2 separate regions of the Homo sapiens genome follow, and region 2 is linked to region 1. A link is a contact called in ENCODE Hi-C or POLR2A ChIA-PET data. All regions are on one chromosome and are shown on one strand. The core of a region is the stretch at or near the end of the contact, and the rest is flanking DNA. Distances in the headings are between cores, read along the strand shown.

Region 1 (5,263 bases), core at 176-2,675:
CCCACAACTGAACTCACTGTCTTTCTTGCCTTTAGCTTACAGTGTCTCCATTCTCCTTGTCACCAATGCAAGAAAACTGGGAGCCATCCTACAGTTATTTTGTCCAGTGTACTCTACCTCCTGATCATTTTTGTTTCATTTCTGTTCCTTTCTCTTCTTCCCTTCTGCCACCACAACTACACTTTGGGATTATAGTAAATATTTTTCTCATTCTTTTGAGCAAAGGATTAGTTTTTACCTTATGATATTGTGAGTCTTAACTGATGAGGTTCTCTTCTTTGAATTACCTACTCTGATGCATGGAGTCACATGTGAAAGCTACCTATTAAAAAAAAACTATAGAAACCTGGCTGGATATGGTGGCTCACACCTGTAATCCTAGCACTTTGGGAGGCTGAGGTGGGCAGACCACTTGAGCTCAGGAGTTTAAAACCAGCCTGAGCAACATGGCAAAACCCAGTCTCTACAAAAAAAAAAAAAAAAAAAAAAAAAATTAGCTGGGCTTCGTGTCGCACACCTATAGTCTCAGAAACTTACTTGGGAGGCTGAGGTGGCAGGAACGCTTGAGCTCGGGAGGTCAAGGCTGCAGTGAGCTGAGATCTTGCCACTGCACTCCAGCCTGGGCGACTGAGTGAGACCCTGTCTCAAAAACAAGAAAAAAAAAATAGAAACGTATGCAATAATTTTCTGAACAAAGTTCTCTCTTGCTACTATCGTATTCCCTTAGGCTCATTTTAAAAAACTTGCTTTCAATTCTATTTTATATTACTCTACCCACAATAAACTACTTGCAGTTCCCTCAAATTTGCCAATGTGTGTGTGAGTGTGTATGTGTGTGTACATACCTGGACCATTGCCCATGCTGGAATGCCCTTTCTCGCCTCGCCTACTTGACAAATATCTATATTTTCCAAATCTCAATTCAAGATCATTTTATTCTTGAAATTATTAATGATACCTAACTTATGCCACCTCAATATGCCACGTACACTTTTTAATTTTTAACACCTATTGCCCTGATTTGCTTAAATATTTCTGTCCCTTCTGAAGTGTAATTTCTGTGAGATCAGAGACTGTATCTCATCTTTCCATTTTCAGTGGCCTAATAAAGCTGCATCTTTAGAAGTGGCTCATGGAATGATTCTACAAATAATAACTGTCATCCTTATGGAGCAGGTACCAGATGACAATAAACAGGCCAAACTGCAATGACATCTCAGCAAAGCCCACATATACCACTTATATATTTGGGAGATTTTCATAGTTTTGAAATGCTTTTGAATCTTTTTAAAGCCCTGTTTCTCTGCAATAGTAATAATAATAAAAAAAAAACTCTCAAAACAAGTATGCGTTACATGCTGGTTCCAAGAAGGAGGGAAGCTGGGGCAAACCACATCCTGCTTTCAAAGGAACCAACAAAGACCATGAGTAAAGCATGAGCTGAGGCTGATGAAGTGCACCTGTCCTGTGACAGTTCATGAGCAGTCAGCCTCTCATGAAAGTGGCAAGTTCTCTGTATTTTTACATAGCCAAGTCAGGCATTTCTAGGCTCATCTGTGGGACGAGGACACAATAGAGCAGGAAATGGCTTTGATGCTCCCAGTTTTAGTTTCCTAGGGCTGCTGTAACAAGACACCACAAACTGGGTTGCTTAAACATCTGTATTTGTTTCACGGTTGTGGAGGCTGGGAGTCTAAAATCAGCGTTGGTAGGGTTGGTTCCTTTTGGAGGCCCTAAGGGAGAAACTGACCTGGGCCGCTCCCCTAGCTTCTGGTGCTTGCTGACATTTTTGGCATTGCTTGGCTTGCAGCTGCAACCCTCCAATCTCTGTCTCCATCATCAAATGGCCCTGTCTCTGTGTATGTCTAAATTTTCCCCTTGTTTAAACTTTTAATTTTAGGTTTGTGGGGTACATGGGAAGGTTTGTTACATAGGTAAACCAATGTCATGGGAGTTTGTTGTATGCATTATTTTATCATCCAAGTGTTAGGCCAAGTACCCAATAGTTACCTTTTCTGCTTCTTTCCCTCCTGATGCCCTCCCCACTTAAGTAGGTCCCAGTGTCTTTTGTTTCCTTCTTTGTGTTCGTAGTTCTTATCATTTAGCTCCTACTTATAAGTGAGAACATATTGTATTTGGTTTTCTGTTCCTCCATTAGTTTGCTAAGGATAATAGTCTCCAGCTCCATCCATGTTCCCGCAAAAGACATGATCTTGTTCTTTTTTTATAGCTGCATAGTATTCCCTGGTATATAAGTATCACATTCTCTTTATCCAATCTGTCATTGATGGTCATTTGGGTTGATTCTATATCTTTGCTATTGTGAATAGTGCTGCAATAAACATTTGCATGTGTGTGTCTTTATGGTAGAATGATTTATATTCTTCTGGATATATATGGGATTGCTGGGTAGAATGGTAGTTCTGCTTTTAGCTCTTTGAGGAATTGCCATGCTGCTTTTCACAAGGGTTGAACGAATTTACACTCCTACCAGTAGTGTATACTGATTGTCAGAATGTTCATACCTCTTTCCGTAAATATACTCTAATGCAGTATAACCTCATCTTAACTTGATTATATCACCGAGGCTCTTATTTGTTTCCAAATAAGGTCCCATTTGTAGGTTTTAGGGGTTCAGACTTGAGCAAATCTTTTTGGGGATACTGTTCAACCCACAATGCCCCACCACACTTTAAATCTCCTTGGACCACAAGGTCAGCATATAGGCTTTTCCACTGCTTTGTTGGAGGTGGTGGTGAGAGTGGCAAAAGGTGACCATGACCTGAGAATCTTGGGGTTCTGGGTCATGAGTCATCTCCCCATCTACCTGCTTTTAGATGGATGAGGCTAAAAAGCATTATTTATTTACTTTTATTGTTTAAGGTTTCTGAAAATATATTTGAAGTAAACACATATTTTGAATGTAATAATTTAAATTATTCTAAATCATATGTTTGCTATATAAAGCATTAGAATCAAAAGTTTATATCCTTTTTAGTTTTTTTTGTTTCTTTTCTTTTCATTTTTTTTTTTTTTTTTAGAGATGGTTTCTTGCTATATTGCCAAGGCTGGTCTCAAACTCCTGAACTCAAGTGATCCTCCTGCCTTTGTCTCCTAAGTAGCTGAGATTACAGGTGTGAGCCTCCATGCTTGCCTCCTTTTTAGATTTTTAAATTATTTATTTATTTATTTAGTAGAGATGGGATTTCACTATGTTGGCCAGGCTGGTCTCAAACTCCTGACCTCAAGTGATCTGCCCGCCTTGGCCTCCCAAAGTGCTGGAATTACAGTCATGAGCCACTACACCTGGCCTGATTTTTAAAGAATTTAAATGATGTCTCAAATAATTTAACCACTAGAAAATTAAATCAATGTGCCAAAAATCATATTTCAAAAAATAATAAAAATAAAGGAGAAAATGCAATAGATAAACTGAAGAATTAGAAAATAATAGAGCAAGAGGGCTCTTAAAGATTTTTGTTTAGGTCAATAAATCCTGCCTTCCTCAGTGTGTAAAGTGAGACCCATTTAAACATTTTTTTCCAAAGTTACCCAGCTAATTAGTGGGCACAATTTAGACTATATTTCAAGTTTTTTTTTTTTTTTTAGATGGAGTTTTGTTCTTGTTGCCTAGGCTGGAGTGCAATGGTGAGATCTCAGCTCACTGCAACCTCTGCCTCCTGGGTTCAAGTGATTCCCTTGCCTCAGCCTGCCAAGTAGCTGGGATTACAGGCGCACATCACCATGCCCGGTTAATTTTTTGTATTTTTAGTAGAGACGGGGTTTCACCATGGCCCGGCTGGTCTTGAGCTCCTGACCTCAGGTGATCCGCCTACCTTGGACTCTCAGAGTGCTGGGATTACAGGTGTGAGCCACTGTGCCCGGCCTATGTTTCAAGTTTTTAAACTTCTATGTTGTTATTCTTTTCACTATATCACAGTACATTTTGGTCTTTACTATTAGACATTCTGATGGATCATGTCAAGGTTTTTTCTTTTTGCTTTTCTTAGAGAAAGTCAACTTGCAAAAGGAATAGGTTCTGAATTTCCTGGTGTGTATTTAGGTTAGTAGGTAGGATTAAGCATACATTTTATTGGAGGGGCATGATGGCTCACACCTGTGATCCCAGCACTTTGGGAAGCTGAGGTGGGCAGATCACGAGATCAAGAGATTGAGACCATCATGGCCAACATGGTGAAACCCCATCTCTACTAAAAATACAAAAATTAGTTAGGCATGGTGGTGCGCGCTGTAGTCCCAGCTACTCGGGAGGCTGAAGCAGGAGAATCACTTGAACCCGGGAGGTGGAGGTTGTAGTGAGTGGAGATCATGTCACTGCACTCCAGCCTGGTGACAGAAAAAGACTCCGCCTCAGAAAAAAAAACAACAAAAAAAGTAAGACTTCCTGATAATAAAAGAAGGTGTTATTAATAATTATGTTAGGTCAACAGGTATAAATTGGGAAGGCTTTGGGCAAACAGTCAAAAGTAGCACCCTATAAGTCAATGTCATAATGAATAAAAATGCTTCTGGGTTGTCCTTACGTTGTTTATTTGTAAATATTTTGAATATGTATGTCAATTTTACTGCATTATATAACCTAACAATCCAAAAATAGGCTTTTTAATGATCGTCTTCTGGAAAATCCTGTAATTCCTTTGAGAATGGAAGGAAAGAAAGCTCCAAATTCCTGATTGAGAGTAATTGATTTATTAAATAGGTGTTTATTGCTTACTAAATATCAGGCATTGTTCTAGGAGGTTGAGATGTGGTAATAAAGAAACAGACAAAAACCTCTATGTTTCTGAGGCTTAGATTTCAGTAATGAAACAAAGGTGATCTTACTGACCTATACAGTTAGTAAGATTTGGGTTTTGCATCGCTTTTTTCAATAATGCTGATAGAGGAATTACTGAAGCATCCTCATTCTTAGGCCAAACCAGATTCCTTGCTGACCTGTGCCATGTATTATAAAGCAGTAGATTGAGATGTGATTAGGGATACAACTGAGGTCATAGCAGAGATAGTTTTTGTGTGTGTATCTCAGCAATGTGGAAACTATGCCTATGGCCTTGAACTCTCTAGTCCTATAGTCTGATCCAGTGAGCTGATGAGTTTACAACAAAGTAAATTCATTTGTTTAGCCCAAGGGAAACATTTGCCAATTTTACAGTTGGATAATTCCTTTAAAAAATACATTAGTAGTTATTTCAGTATTAAGATTTCCCATAAATTAAATCTGTGTAGATTTCCAGCTGAGTTA
Region 2 (5,393 bases), core at 2,459-4,958, 510 kb before region 1:
ACACACAAGCAAGCTTTAAACACCCACATTTCCACTCATCCTTCCTTCTTCTTCCTTTTACAAGGCGTGCTTATAAGATCTCTCCATCTGAAATTAATCCTATCTCCTTTTACTTTTTCCTCTATCTTCATCTTCTCCTTTCCTATTTGCATTTAAACACAAACAAAACTTTCCTATTTGAAAAAATATAGTGCCTCTCTCCCTGAATCCATTCAGTCCCCAGTCTATCTCTCTTATTCATAACCTAAACTTTCTGAAGATTGTCTATTCTGGCAGTCTCCCTCCTTTCACTCTTCAGCCTCTGGAATCTGGCCCCAAATCCTCCCACTGCATTGTACTGAAACTCCTTTGCCATGTTCACCAATGACTTCCTTGGCACTCTATCCAATGGATACTTTTAAATCCTTAGATTACATATTGTCAGAAGCTTTTGATACTGTTCTCTATATTCTTTTTCCTGAAATATTGTTTTTCTTTGTTTCTATGATTCTATATTCTGAGTTCCCTGTTATATCTAGCTACTTTTTCTCGATTTTCTTTGCAGGATCCCCCTCTATCCAATTCATAAAGATTGGTAGTGTTTAGGTTTTAGTTTTTTCTTTACTAGGTTCCTTTCCGTTCTGTCCCTACATACTCCTTGAACCATTTCATGTATGCTCATGGATTCAGATGTCATTTATATGTAAGCCTCAGATCCATGTCCTTAGCCCAGGAATTATCTTCTGAGCTCTGACCAATATGTGCAGTGTCTACCAGCCACATACACACTTCCATGTCCTATAGATATCTCACACTCAATCTGCCCAATGCTGGACTTATCACTTTCTCTGTAAAGCCTGTTTATTCTCCTCCTTTTTCTTACTCAGTGAACGATACCACCATCCATTCAGGTATCCAAAGCAGTAAAATGATCCTCAACCTTTTACCTTTAAACATCCACATCTTAAGTCATCTCCCACATATCTCTTGAATGTGTCCACTCCATTCCTACTGTCATTGGCTCAGTTCCAGCCATCCTCATCCCTCACTGTACTCTTGTAATAGTCTTCTAACAGGTTTCTCTGTTACTGCCAGTCCCACCTACCTACTATCCCTCTACCATGCTGAAATTAGGGTGATTTCTGTAAAATGGGAATATGATCTTGTCATTTTTCCTTCTTTATTTTTTGGTTTCAGTTTTCCTCCTCTTACTTTAAGGATATTTAAAACAAATTTCTAAAATTATGGTAAAACATATATAACATAAAATTTATCATTCTAACCATTGTCAAGTGTACGATTCAGTGGCATGAAGTCCATTCACATTGTGGTGCAACCATCACCATCGTTCGTCTTCAAATTTTTTTTCATCTTGCATAATTGAAACTCTGTACCCATTAAACATTAATTCCTCATTCCCTTTCTTGGCCCTCCCTCTCCCAGTCCCTGGCAACCACCATTCTAATTTCTTTCTATATACATTTGGTTACTCTATGTATTTCAGATGAGTGGAATCATACAGTATTTCTTTCTTTTGTGACTGGCTAATTTCAGTTATAATGTCTTCAAGGTTTATCCATGTTGCAGCAGATGTAGCAATGTATCAGAATTTCCTTCCTTTTTAAAAGGCTGAATGTATATGCTACATTTTGTTTATGCATTTGTCTATCAAGGGACATTTGGGTTGCTTCACCTTTTGACTATTGTGAATAATGCTGCTATAAATATGAGCATATATATACATATATGTATATATATATGTATGTATGTTTGTGTCCCAGCTTTCACTTCTTTAGGTTTGTACCAGAAGTGGAATTGTTGGATCATAATATATTTCTATTTTAATTTTTGGAGGAACTGCCATACTGTTTTCCATACCAGCTGCACCATTTTACATTCCCACCAGTGGTGCACAAGAGTTCCAATTTCTCTACATCCTCATTAACACTTGTTAATATTCTGTACATTAATCCCTCATCAGATTTGCAAATATCTCCTTCCATTCTGTGGACTTTTTTTTTTTTTTTTTTGAGACGGAGTATCACTGTGTCGCCCAGGCTGGAGTGCAGTGGTGTGATGTCGGCTCACTGCAACCTCCGCCTCCTGGGTTCATGCCATTCTCCTGCCTCAGCCTCCCGAGTAGTTGGGACTACAGGTGCCCACCACCACACCCGGCTAATTTTCTGTGTGTGTTTTTAGTAGAGACAGGGTTTCACCATGTTAGGCGGGATGGTCTCGATCTCCTGACCTCGTGATCTGCCTGCCTCGGCCTCCCAAAGTGCTGGGATTACAAGCGTAAGCCAACACACCCGGCCTGTGTGGATTGTCTTTTTACTGATGAGAGTATTCTTTGATGCACAAAGGTTTTTTATTCTGATGCAGCCGAATTGTCTATTTTTTCCTTGTCGTTTTGGTGTCATGTCCAAGAAATCACTGCCAAATCCAATGTCGTGAAGCGATTCTTCTAAGTTTTCTTCTAAGAGTTTTATAGTTTAAGACCTTACAGTTACATCTTTGATCAATTTTGAGATAATTTTGTATATGATGTTTTTAGGTAAAGGTCCAACTGCATTTTTTTCCGCATATGGACATTTAGTTTCCCCAGCATCATTTGTTGAAAATAAATTGTTAAGGTCACTATAGTCTTGTAGTAAGTTCTGAAATCAAGAAGTGTGAGTACTCCAACTTTGTTCTTTAATTTCAAGATTGTTTTGGCTATTTATGACCCCTTGGGGTTCCTTGTTAATTTCAGGATGGAATTCTGCCATTTCTTAGCATAAAACTTTTCAGTGGAGGTCAGTTGCTTTTGACATCCAAACTCCTGCCCTTTTATAGGGTCCTTTAAGATATATCACCTGCTTATCACCTCAGCTTCTTCTCTAGACTGGCTCCAATCCCCTTTATCCAAACCTACTCATCGACCTCTCAGAACCATTTTCACTGCTTCCAATAGCTATGCTCTCTTGTCTCAGGCCTTTGTATGTGACCTGCTTTTTGCCCGGCATTCTTTGCCTGGCATTTCTTCTTCCTTCACATTTCAGCTTCCACATCCCTTCCATGCCCTCCATGAGAAAATTAGTTGGTGCTTTATGTTCTCACTGAGGACTGCCATTCTTAGCACCGTCTCCACTACACGGTAAGTGCTTGGCTTGGACACCCCCCAGCCTGTGGCGAATGGATGTCTTGGTCACATTTGTGCTTAGCACACCACTTTTCATGTAGTAAACCATCTGTGAATGTTGGTTTCAAGAATTGTTGGAAGGTTCCTTTACTGGTATTCTTCCAAAGGATAGTTTTCTGGAGTGTGGGAAGAGTCAACAGCACAGGGGTTGGAAGCACATGAATAATGAAAGGTGTTTACTGGATCCTGCCTCGCATTACTCCACTCGCCCACATTAGCAATGAAATCTGTAATCATTTCATTCCAGTGTTTCTCCGAGACCTCTGAGGGGTTAAGGCAGCAGTCCTGGGCATCCGGCTTATTTAGAAGGAGGGTGCGGAAGTGTGAGGATCTACTTCAGTAATCAGAGGATATTGGAGGAGACCCACCCAGTGTCTTTGGTTATTCAACGCACACCTTAGACCTCACAACACTGGCAGCAGCGCCCCAGAAAGCTCCTCTTGCGGGACCGCGCGCCAGCTTCCGGGTCCAGCCCCAGAAGGAACAGATGACCGGAAATGGAACCTGCGCGGGCCCGTTGCTTAGCAACAAACGCTGCCCGGACGCTAGACGGCTCTGGTGCGGAGGGAGCTGAGACCGCTGCAAGTCCCGGGGCCCTGCCTCTATCGTCCTAGGGGTTCCGCGGGCAGGAGCAACCCAGAAGCACCGGTGAGGCCAGCGCGTCCTCGCAGCCATGAGCAGTGAGCAGGTGAGAGGGCTGCTCTTTGCCAGGCTCGCCGCCGCCGCGACGCTTCCCAGGCGTTTCGGAAGTGGTGGAAGCCCCTCCTGCCTAGCGAACTCCCCAGCTGTGACTCCGCGGTGTACAGCTTCCTTCACCCCACTTGTGGCCTGGGTTACTGAGCGCTTTCCGTGAATGCCCTTATAAGTTCCCTTCCCAGCTGTTTGCCCTTGGTCGTCATAACAACCAAACCTAGCCGCCTAGCGGCGCGCCAGCAGGGGGAGCCACAGCCCAGAGCACCCCCAGAGTGCTAATGGCGGTGTGCTTGGGTGAGAGGCGGCTCTGCGAGGAGTTGCAGCGGGTTTGGGTTCTAAGGTGGGAATCGAAGCCAACTCCTAGCCATGTGACTTTGGACAAATCTCTTAGTCTTTGTAAGCCTTAGTTCTCCCACCTCTTATGCAGAGCGGGGGAAACATCAGAACAACTTTTCTTCTTTTTGAGGTTGTTGTCAATTTCAAATTAGATACCATGCCATACCATAACTATACAATATTATACTATACATGAAAGGCCTTGGTAAGTGACATATGGCACTTCTTAAGATGATATTCCATGGTATGTGATAAAAGATGCACTTTGCAATAGCTGCTTTTCTTTCTCTTTTTTTCTCGTTTTTTTCCTTTCTGTCTTTCTCTCCTTTTTCTTCTAAGAATTCTTTCTTTATTGAACTTAAGAGCAACTAACAGAAAGGCAGAACAATGGTCAGTCGTCTTAATATCAGCACAGAATGGGAAGATATTAAACGTGGTCATTATTCTGGCTAGCTAGAAAATAACTCTAGCTTTCTACGTAGTGATGAATAAGGAAAAGGACTCTATAAACCTCCTGGAAGAAAAACAGTTGTTTTTAAGCCTGCAAATTTCATTTAGCTTTTAAACAATATTAAACGGTAATTATTTCTTTTTTATTGCTTTATAATGCTTTTTTCGGTAGTGTTAGAATTTATTGTGGAAACAGTATTAAAACGGATTTAGTCTCCTATCCATTGAGTTGTACATTACTAACAGAACTATGTGAAGATCCTGATTGGTTAGTTCATCAAATAAGTAATTAATACCTGAAATGCTCAAGAAAATTTGGTTTGAACCTTTTTAAAAAAATAAGTATAATTTAAGAACTAAGAAATGGACACTGATTCATATGCTAAAGTATAATTAGTATTGGTATTAATAATAAAAGAGTAAATGACAAGCAAAAAACAAAAAGTTCAGATACAAGTAACCAAAAACACTGAGCAATTGTTTAATAGATCTTACTAGTTTTTTTCTACATGATATTAATGTAATCAGATTTAAAAAATAACATTTGTTACTGTCACCATTATTATATATTGAGCAGCTTCTTTGCTTGTTGCCCAAGTTAGTCTTCGGCCAGATCTTGAACCATATCCTACGTTGTTAGAGTTTAAAATACACTTTTACCACATTTCCAATGGTATTTCTCAATAGCTGTTTTTCACAATTCCCCTAACTTACCCATCTACAACTAAAAAGTATCCACAAAAAACCCACCAGC

What was found. A loop is a pair of places that touch in the nucleus more often than their neighbours do. ChIA-PET counts read pairs that join two places held with the same protein, here RNA polymerase II (POLR2A). Pooled maps may share reads with other maps.
Region 2: a map of naive thymus-derived CD4-positive, alpha-beta T cell shows a loop between it and region 1 (6-fold over the local background). The contact joins the promoter of DNAH7 here to the enhancer-like site in region 1. A Hi-C loop is called at or near these places in 3 of 168 maps with a recorded cell type or tissue (CD4-positive, alpha-beta memory T cell and naive thymus-derived CD4-positive, alpha-beta T cell), 18 of 37 single-sample maps with no recorded cell type and 16 of 50 pooled maps. POLR2A ChIA-PET finds 5 or more read pairs at or near these places in 5 of 52 experiments (A549, B cell, GM12878 and 2 more).

What each region holds. Positions count from the first base shown.
Region 1 is chr2:195,555,958-195,561,220 of GRCh38, reverse strand. No RefSeq gene overlaps it. Among named protein-coding and RNA genes, the nearest start is that of LINC01827, 16 kb to the left of the region's middle. RefSeq lists an enhancer at 1,561-1,610. Within about 2 kb of position 1,425, at least 13 of the 41 ENCODE cell types and tissues checked have a DNase peak (open chromatin) inside an H3K27ac peak, as active enhancers do; they include B cell and GM12878, where a contact is called at or near this core.
Region 2 is chr2:196,067,152-196,072,544 of GRCh38, reverse strand. It overlaps DNAH7 (dynein axonemal heavy chain 7), which reads left to right and starts at 3,708. Exons shown (of 65, transcript NM_018897.3): 1 at 3,708-3,848. The coding sequence starts at 3,834. RefSeq lists enhancers at 3,797-3,886, 4,367-4,416.